Regions from separate parts of the Homo sapiens genome. Here region 2 is linked to region 1. Evidence: chromatin loops called from intact Hi-C (ENCODE). Cell type or tissue: IMR-90. All regions are shown on one strand. Each heading gives the region's core, and the rest is flanking DNA. Links, peaks and the distances in the headings are about the cores only. Region 1 has its middle 190 kb from the start of LINC02686. Region 2 has its middle 32 kb from the start of LINC02686.

What was found. A loop is a pair of places that touch in the nucleus more often than their neighbours do. Peaks named below come from ENCODE experiments on the same cell type or tissue, not always from the same donor. Only the 100,000 strongest peaks of a DNase experiment are listed, where the experiment ranks them.
Region 2: a loop joins it to region 1, with 2.1 times the contacts of the local background. A loop is called at or near these places in 1 of 110 quality-filtered maps.

What each region holds. Positions count from the first base shown.
Region 1 is chr11:24,079,434-24,084,829 of GRCh38, reverse strand. No RefSeq gene overlaps it. Among named protein-coding and RNA genes, the nearest start is that of LINC02686, 190 kb to the left of the region's middle. In IMR-90, for the core only: no CTCF peak of the experiment used is centred there; a DNase peak (open chromatin) is centred at 2,429; H3K27ac peaks cover 1,588 bases.
Region 2 is chr11:24,232,894-24,238,289 of GRCh38, reverse strand. No RefSeq gene overlaps it. Among named protein-coding and RNA genes, the nearest start is that of LINC02686, 32 kb to the left of the region's middle. In IMR-90, for the core only: a CTCF peak has its summit at 2,934; a DNase peak (open chromatin) is centred at 2,999.

The DNA of each region.
Region 1 (5,396 bases), core at 116-5,115:
TCTGTGGTTGATCATATTCTCTTTGGCCTTTTAAATAATCTGTTTTGTAATGGCCTTTTCATATCTCTTGACTATTTTTCTAATTGTATTCACTATCCCTTTTCACTGTTTTGTAAGTGTTATTGATATATTCTGAATACAAGTCCTTTGTCATTTAATTGTGTTGCGAAAAATCTTCTACCAATATGTAGCTTGCCTTTTCACTCTCTTAAAAATGCCTTTTAGTGAATAGCAGTTCTCAATTTTAATTTAGTGCATCTTGTCAATTCTTTTACATCCAGTTATTGTACTTTATCTTGTGCTTAGGAAACATTTGCCTACTCAAAATCATAATCTCCTTTACCTTTATTGTTTCTGTGGGCAAATTTTTATGCAAATACTTTATTGTTTTATTTTTCATATTCAGACCTACAGTCCACACGATTTCATCTATCTTAGAGACCTTTAAGTAGAGGCCACAAATCAATGAATTTGATCAGTAGTATATTTAGTATGCTCTTATTAATAAAATATTCCTCATTCTATTTTAACAGACTTTAATGGCAATGTAATTCAGCAATTTGTAGGCTAATTTGAATTGGTTATGATTTGTTGTGGCTACTTTCTGATAATATGTATTAAGGAAATCTGTTTGAGTAAGTTAGAAACCATCCTTTCACAATAGGATAGTCTTTCGGTAATAATAGGCAATCCATGCGTCATGTAATATGGATTTTCTTATATCTCATCCTACGTTCTCACTTTCAGGTAATGCTTTTAAGTTTATAGTATTGTAGGACTCTGTGTTGACTATACTCAATTTTTAGACAAAACAGAAACAAAAACACTAAAAAACAAAATTAAAACCTTGGCTTTCTTATTTTATAAATAAATGGGTCCTCTTGTTAGAAAATCTTCTTAGGTTATCAAAACCAATAATATTTTTAACATATCTTGACAATTCAAAAAATTTGTTAATTTGTTAACTAATGAAAACATGCAACATGGTATTATAAACATTTGGAATTTATTATTTTCAGAACTTTGTTTTAAACGTCACTGCTTTAGATGCTATTGCTTTTGTCAATTAAATACAGAAGGTTTATTAACAGTAGGATTATATGATTTCTTAACACTGAGGTTATGTATTTCTTATGATTGTTATGATTCCACAATTGTTAGTGGTAAGTACTGGAATCTCAAAGCAGCATGTTACAAAGACACTGTGTTGACTCTATGAGAATGAAGCAGGGACATCCTAAAATAGTGTCAGGGTACAGAGGGCTGTTTCTAAGAAATAAATGCCTTGAACTATTCCAGTCCTTTATCGTCTGTGACATCTACCTGTGTTTTCCTTTTTGCCTTCATACCATGTAGAACAACCTAGTCACTCTTACCTCCTCATATTTTACATTTTTCATAGTATAATCCTAATCTTTAATGAAAAATTATCATATGTACAAATCCTCTCTGGTAGCTTGAACCCAATGCTGGTATATGCCTTCCTAGCATTGTGAATGGCATTTTTATCCCTGATTTTAGTTCTAATCTTCTAGTTCTATGTTAAAAGAATTCCCTACCACCACACAATTCTGATAAATTATGACAGGACACTTGTGAGCTCTTCAGGCTTCTGTAGGGCTAATGCCCATTCCACTCACATAGGTACATGAGGAGTTTATTGCTCAGTAACATTTCTTGATCTAAAGTACCTGTCACTACTTGTCACATTGCATTTCAGACTAAAGATCAGCCTGCAGCCTTGACTCAAATGGAGCCTTGAGCCTCCTGAGAGTGGTTCTGTTTCATGCAGCTGCACTTCAGGCTTGTCTGTCCCAGGTTAGGGCTCTCCTGCCTCTTAGACTGCATTGCTCCAGGCGAGGCTGTCATTACAGTTGTTTCAGCTAAGTGAAGGAAAGGAGGCCTCAACAGGCAGTTTTTTTCAAAGCATGTAATTATAGACCCATTTTGAAAGTTAAATCTATTATTGGTTCTCTGCTTTACCCATTTTTATGTCAGACTTTGAAAGCATACTTATCAAATGTTCAGATTGCAGTATCCATCTGATATTATCAGACTCTAAAAATAATGTGATTAAAGACTAAATAAAAGAATGGTTAAATATGACAAAACTACAAAAATAATATTCCATAAAACTCAGGATCCAAGTGGCTACACTTTTGGATAATAGAAAGCTATAAGATAGCATAATATGCTACAAAAATAGTTCCACATTTTGATGTGTTTTTCATGTCAGTTCACATATAGATTATTGATTTTCTTACTTGCCAGCAAACCATATATAGAATGTGCCCAGTCAAGGACATGTCTAGGGCAGATGAAGGCCCTGGAAGCCATGAAGTGTGAGAAACAGTCAAAAGAAATAATGTTAAGATGAGATCATCCAGCGTGTATAATTTTGAATGGATATCTTAGCTGTTTTTAAACACTTAAAATATTTTTACATGCAATAAACAAAAGTGAATCAGTTGGCAGTGTTGCCAAGGAGTTAGATTTCATTATAAACACTAAAATCATGTATAAATGGTAGATAAAGAGTTGCTTTTGAAAAGTGGTTAAGAACTAGCTCATTGAGTACTATTAGAGAGAAACAGACCTGGAATAGTCAAAATACAACTTAAATTTTTGGTATGTAAGGGCTCTTTTAAATCTAAGATTCAAGCTACAATAAGACTTTTGAAATTTTAATTGGCAAGTTCTAGGTAAATGTAGTGTCCTAAAACTCTGTATATGCTTCTGATTCTAAATCTCACTAAAATTATAGTAAAGGAAAATTTTTTAGAGACAAATCCACCAAGAAAGAAAGGATAAAAAAAATGACAACAGAAACAAAATATTGGAGTACAAAGTAATAACAAATGATAGAAAAAAAAAGATAAGATAATTAGAAATCCATTTTGGGAGAGCTAGTATCTAAATAATAGGTGTTCAAGGGAGGGGGACAAAAAACAAAAATCAGAAATCATTAGTAGAATAACTGTAAAGATAATTGCAGACTGAAGAACTTCAATTTCTAACCTAAAATGCCCTAAAACAGGTCCAGAAACATACATATTTGATAGCTTAAATATATACAACAAAAAAATTTTTAAAGGATTGGATTGTATTTCTAGTTTTCTTTTAAAGAGTTGCGAGGTGTTTACAGATACTCTTGTATTTCTGCTATCACTAAACTAAGAAAATTCCCCAGTTATCCTGCTAATCCAAGAAAAATGAGGAAAATGTGGAACAGATATGAACCTAATCTGCAGCATATTGAAAACTATATTTTTCAGGTACTTTCAGAAAAGTATTTGTAGTGGGATATTCCATTTATTATTTGAGAAATTAGATGTTTCAATCATAAGAATGGTTAAAATGCTGTCTCAACTGCAGACAAGCAGGATGACTTTTCCTAATACTGGGTACATCAAAAGTATTCAGTAAGATCACTGTGATTCTTCATTGTATATTCTGGATAAATCACTTGCCATTACATTCACTATCTTGTTCTCATTAGCATTTTAATGTTCTCCATAGTCACGCCTCCTATGTTTGGGGAAAACTAACCAACTTCTTCTTCTAAGCCACTTGCCAGGGAAGGCACTGTTTTATTAATGAGGCTTTAATTAAAGAGACTCCCTACTATGCATACTTCTGAGCAGTTGTAAGGCACACAGGATTTGGGAATTTGATATGTTATTTATGCACTACTAAAGGCAAGAGGGGACAGGCAGTTCTGGCAAGAATTTTCAAGAACAGTTTTGAATTATTGATTTCTGATTATGAGTGAAGTAAGAAGAAACAGGTGTCAAAGGGGATGGACCTCAGACCCAGAAATCTGGAAAGTCTAGGTTTTAGGTTTCCTCTGGATGCTTATGAAAGTCATCTTTACCTTGACTCTCTGAGGTTGCTACAAAGATACTATTTCTGTCCAATTCTATAAATACTTTTATATGTCTCCTGGGAGCTATAGTGCACTGGTCTTCCTGGCAACCACAAGATAGTGAATATTAGAGTTTGATTTTGTCATGGAGTTAGTTTCTTAGTACTTTCATAGTCTTAACTTTAGCCCTGTTTGTCCTCTGTGTTTTGTGTATTCACAGAAGTTTTCTTAGGCATATCTAAGTTTTGGTATAACACATCTTAAGTTGAGGCTTTATTTTTCCATATGAAATATATCATGAATTAATTCACTTCTCCATGGAGTCCCTATACAAGAAAAGTTTTAGATCTTATAAATTGCTTTGTCAGTTTCAGAAAAGGATACAATATACCACTTTTATTTTCTTATTTATCAGTTTTTCTTTAGTTTTCATCCTCCCTTTGTCACAGTATAATACTCTTTTATGCTGATATTTTGTTGAAATTTCTTCTTTATTTTCCATAATACTGTTTTCTGTATACCTTGCTTTCTCTATATCCACTTTCTAATTTATTTCCATTTCCTCCCTATTTTACTTTCCATTTAAATGAAGTGCCATATGGAAAGGGGAAGAAAGACTTATCACTTTGAGGAACCTGCTATATGCCACACCTTACTGTATAGTAGACATTATTCCACTGCACAATAATAGAATTTTTTTAATGAACAGACTCAGAGGTTAAGTAGTACGTCTAACCACTGGGCAGTGATGGAGAAGCATCACCCGAATAAGGGTGAGGTACAGATCTAGTGAATGACAGCAAAAGTGAAGCAGACAACCCAGAAGATACTGCCCTTTCTCTTTAGATTTCAGGGAGATTTTAAAGTTTCAAGATTTTTTAAAATTAAGATGGTGATGGTTCTATAAAGAAACAGACAGATGTTTTTCCCTGACAAAAGATTATTGCATTCAGATGGAATTTCTAATGGATGAAGTATGAGGAAAGCATCAGCTAGCTGGGAGGATACTAAGCAGAGCTGTCCCAGAGATCACGGGTGCTTGTCAAGAGGAAGCATCTTTGAGCTCCCTTTGGTGATTATAAGTGACTGTCTGGTGGTTCATGAACTCTTTAAACAGGTAGACTCATTCTGTCACAAAATCGTGTAGAAAAGACATTCAGCTTCTTGCCATAGTTTGTCTTCTCTTCTGTCATCAATCCATGGTCCTTCTGACAACTGACCTTGTAACTTTTCTTCCCATTTTTTTTTCTTACTTTTCAGATTTTATACTCAGTCATACATCTTCAACTAAGATTTTTCCTTTCATACCTCAATCATGAGTATGTTCTCTTTTGTAACTGCTCAAGTCAGGATGCTTGATGCTCAGAAGTCAAAGCGTGGAAAGTGAGGTGTGGTAAAAGGAAAGCAGCTTTTTTTTGGTCAAATGCCTGCAGGTGGGAGAATGGCCAGGATCAAGCCTCAAAGGAACCATGAGAAAAATGTGTGGGAAAAATTTAGTAGTGAAAAGGAGGTGCAGATCTGTGTGTTGTGT
Region 2 (5,396 bases), core at 224-5,223, 150 kb before region 1:
TTTGACATGTAACTCTGACTCAAGCACTATCCATTTGCCTGGCCAAACTTTCTTAGAACTGTGGAGCAGACTGTGATCCTTTCTATTCAGTTTTTCTTCCTTTTCTTTCTTCTTCAAAATTGTCAGATATATACGATGGTCTGAAGGCTCCTCTTGTGTTTTTGAGCTTTCCTCCCTTATCTTCAAAAATATTTCCCCCAATATATCTTTTGCATATATAATTTTGTCTTGGTTTCTCCTTAGCAGAATACTTTGCAGCATAAACTGTGTCTTAAATCTCTTTAAATTGAACTGAATATTATGTACAAAATTTAATAAATTAACTCAAACAAAAACATGGATATAAAGTTAAAATATGTGTAATTATTGTAACGTGTGTAATTATTTCTATTATCATTATAAATTGTGAGATGACACAGGAGAACAGTAAACGAAAAAGTTATAAGGTGAATGAATTAATTAAATATTGACAGTTCTCACATTTAAACTATTGGAAGAAGTTAGGAGAAAATTCAGAAATTATTTCTTTAAAAGTAGTGAATAGTTTAGAAGGTAATCAGTACTACTTAAAAAAATTATAAAAATCAAGAATTGACTTTCTTACTCTGAGAAAAATTATGTTTTTAAAACGTAGATCTCCTAGAGACATAAGACATTATACATGGAGTTATTTAGATAAAGTGTAAAAGGATGTCAGTATGATAACTAAACATCCAAAAATATTTCTACCTATGGTGTCATGAATTTATTAGCAAATGTTTCTTCAACCTAAAAGATTCTGAAAATGAAGGAAAAAAATTAATTATTAGTGAAATGACATGCTCAGCTGCTCTTTATAGCAGAGGTTTTAATGCTGCAAAATCTGTACTGCCATAGCTACAGGGTACTGTCAGGCAGAATGTTGAAAAATTGCCTTTAGCAGTTAACAAGTATTTATTAACTTTAGCAACCCTAGTATGATAATTATAATTGCATAGATATTAAGAGTACAGCAAATTTAATAGTGTTATTTCAGTGTAACACACTATATTTATATAATACAATTTTTTGTTGTTAGACTATTATTTAGGAAGGTGCTTGAGAGATTTTTGTTTTGTGTTTATGTGTGATACAGTAAACCATTTGAGCAGAGTATTAGTCTTTCTACTAATAACATGAAGTTTAATTCTAAATAGATTAGACCTTGATAATGCCAAGTAATGACATATCTTATCATTTCAAAGTAGACACTTCCAAAATATCTTTGTTATTACAAAAATAATTTGGCTGAATTGAAAATAAAAAATTTCATTGAGAGTTAAACAAGTTTTTTTATAAAAATTACATATAAGGAATTACATCCACTTAAGGTACATGACATGATGAATTTTGACATTTGTATATACTCATGAAACTACCACTACAATCAAGATACACTACAATTGCATCATCTACAAAAGATTCCTCATTCCACTTTGAAATCCAGTTGTTTCCCCATTACAGCCTCAAGAAACCACTAATCTGCATTTTGTCACCATAAATTATAATATTTTTCATTTTTTAAAATTTATGTAAGTGAAAATATATAGTATATATTCTTTTAGGTGTGACTTCTTTCATATTGCATCATTATTTTGAGGTTCATCTGTGTTTTTGTATCAGTATTGTCTTTCCGTTCTATTGTTGAGTAGTAGACAATTGTATGAACAAACCAAGTTGAATTTACCATTCACCTTTTGATGGACATCTGAGTAATTTCTAGCTTTGGGCTATTGTAAATAAAACTGTAAAGAACATTAATACATGTCTTTATTTATATATTTATATAGATATATAGATAGATAGATATGTTCTCATTTCTCTTGGTAAATAGCTAAGAATAGCTGGAAAGCCTAGATTGTGGTGTAGATATATCTTAAAATTTTAAGAAGCTAATGATATTATCTTATATTCTCACCAATGATGTATGATAATTGCAGTTGCTCCAAGTTTTGATAAACACTAGAAATTTCCAGTCAGTTTGAATTTGCATTTTTCTGATAACTACTGATTTAGAATATGTGCTTATATGCTAACTGTTCATTCATATATCCTAATTTGCAGAGGGTCTGTTCACATATTTTGCACATTTTTAATTTGGTTGTTTGTCTATGTTTGTTTTTCATATGTTTGGCATGCCTTACTGAGTGGTAAAACATATATATATATATATACATACACATACACATATATGTTTAATATATATGTGTGTATATATGTTTAATATATATGTGTGTGTGTATATATATATATATACACATACAGATATTCTGTATAGAAAATCCATGTCGGATATATATTTTGTAAATATTTTCTTCTAAACTGAATTGTCATTTTTGTTTCCTCACAGTGTTTCTGTAAGAGTTTTTTATTTTAATAAGGCAGGATTTATGCATTTTTTTTGCTTTCAGTTTATGATCTCTGTGTCAGTGGCCCCATCTAAGAAGTCTTTGCTTTCGCCAATGCCATAAAAATTTTCTATTTTTTTCCTCTAGACATTTTACAGTTCTAATTTTTGCCATTAAGATTATTATTTCAACATAATTTGTGAAAAAGATGTTCTGTTTCCCATTAAGTTACCTAGGTACCTTTGTTGGAAATTATTTGACCATGTATATGTGAGTCTAGGTTTGGAGTCTATTTTTTTCTCTATAGATTGATAGGTCTATCTTTATACCATTAACAGAGCCTTGATTTTTTTATGTTTTTATTAAATCTTGAAATCAGGTGCCAGTTCTTCAATTTTGCTCTTTTTCACTGTTTCAGGTCTTCTGGAAAATCTGTATGCACATATAAAATTTAGAATCGGTGCCTGAATCCTACAGCCAGTTCTTGGCTCCAGAAAGCACTTGGAGAAGGGGTGAGTGAAGGGTTTGGGGGACTGCTCACTCTCACTGTAGGGCCTCTGGGATCCTAGCTGCAGGGGGCCTCATAGTCCCATGGATGTATGAGCTGGCAGAGGGAATTCCCAAGAGATTAGACAGAGGTGGAGCTGCAGCAGGCACAGAGCCAGGGACCTTTGAGTGCAGGTCAGCTCTAGTGAAACACAGCCGTAAGTGTCCACACCCCAGTACTTCTCCTCTCATTCTGAGAGTCTCTGGGCCCAGCTAACCATAGGGAAAAAGCTAGCCTGTTTCCCCATGGGACTGGGCATCTGTCCTGCAGGACTGCCTGCCCACCAGCCCCTCTTAGGGATCCTGCCTGGCCTCCCCTTAGGAGCATGTACACAGTACATCATTGGCTCTCTCATTGCAGCCCCTCTTAGGGATCCTGCCTTACGAGCATGTACACAGTACATCCACCCCTTAGGAGCATTTACACACTACAGCCTCTGCTTCCCAGCCTGGGTGCTTTGCTACACCTCAATGCATTTGCATCTCCCACTGCACGGGGAACCCAACTCTTTGCAGCTGAAGGAGGAACCCCAGGGCTGTGGCCTGTGGCTCAGGAGTGCTGAGCTAGGATCTGGCTCCTCACTGAAATGGATGAGGATCTCACACTCAGAAAACTGAAAAGGCTGAATTGCACAGCTTCACAGGCTGGTGTGGGATCCTGGCATGCCTCCCTTCATGGGGTTAGTATAGTAAGATTGTGGCCTATCTCCCTACCAGACCTCTTCCCATGGGACCCATGGCCCAAAAGACCTAACAAGGACAATAAATCATGGGAACAGTGCCAGTGATTTCAGGTGGGTTCCACAAGGTCCATGAACAAACCTACTTAACAGGTCACCTATCTCCCCTTTGTACCACAGAACACAGCTGCAAAGAGGAAGATAAACAAAAGAACCTCTTGGCTACCAGTCTAGCTATAGCCCATTGCTCTCAACCACCATCCACTGGATCGTAGCCCAAATTACACAAAAAGCAGGGCTAATTTGCCCCTCTGAGAAACCAGGAGCAAGAATTCAACAACAAAGACTCTGAACAGAGCCTTTGGTCTCTGAAAACTTCTAGAAATGAAGCCAACTGACTATACTCAATTTATACCACAATCTAAGGTACACAAGCCATCCCAGATAAGAAAGAATCAGCACAAAAACTCTGGCAACTCAAAAAGCCAGAACGTCCCTTTACCTCTGACGGAGCTCAGTAGCTCCCCAAACAATGCTTTTTTAACTAGTCTGAATTGTCTGAAAATGACAGACATGTAATTCAGAATCTGGATGGCAAAAAGCCCATTGAGATGAAGGAGAAAGTTGAAACTCAATCTAAGTAAGCCAAGCAATTCTGTACAGTTATTGAAAGCTGAAAGACAAAACACTCATTTTAAGAAAGACTCAAATTGAACTTTTGAGGTAAAATATTCACTACAAAAATTTCATAATACAATCAGAAATATTAACAACAGAATAGAACAAGCTGAGAAAAGAATCGCAGAGCTCAAAGACCAATTTTTCAATGCAACATAGTCAGACAAAAAAAAGAATTAAGAAACATTAGCAAAACCTCCAAGAAATATGGGATTACATAAAGAAACCAAATTTATGACTCATCACCATTCCTGACAGTAATGAAAAAAGAATAAGCAACTTGAAAAATATACTTGAGAATATAGTTCATGAAAATTACCCCAATCTTGCTAGAGAGGTAAACATGCAAATTAAAGAAATACAGAGAATCCCAGCCAAATGCTATACAAAATGACTCCAAGGCACATAGTCATCAGTTCCATCAAAGTCAACGCAAAAAAAGAATCTTAAAGGCAGCTAGAGAGAAGGGGGCAGGTCACATACAGAGAGAACCCCATCAGGCTAGCAGAAGACCTCCCAGCAGATACCTTACAAGGCAGAAGTGATCTGGGGCCTATTTTTAGTGTTCTTAAAAAAGAAATTCCAACCAAAAATTTTATAACCTGCCAAACTAAGCTTCATAAGTGAAGGAGAAATAAAATCCTTCTCAGACAAGGAAATGCTGAGGCAATACATTTCAACTAGACCAGCCTTACATGAGGTCCTTAATGGAGTGCTAAATGTGGATTTGAAAGAATGACACCTGTGACCACAAAGGCACACTTAAGCACATACCCCACAGGCACTATAAAGCAGTTACACAATCATGTCTATGTAACAACCAGCTAACAACATGATGAGTGGAATGAAACTGCACGTATCAACAATAACTTTTAAAATAAATGGGCTAAATTCCCCACTTAAAAGCCATAGAGTGGCAGGCTAGATAAAAAGACATGACCAAACCATCTGTTACCTTCAAGAGACCCATCTCATATGGAATGACATGAACAAGCTCCAAGTAAATGGGTGGAGTAAAATCTATTACGCAAATGGAAAACAAAAATGTGCAGGGTAACTATTCTTATATCAGATAAAACAGGCTAAAAGCTAATGAAAATTTTAAAAACACAATGAAGATTAGTAC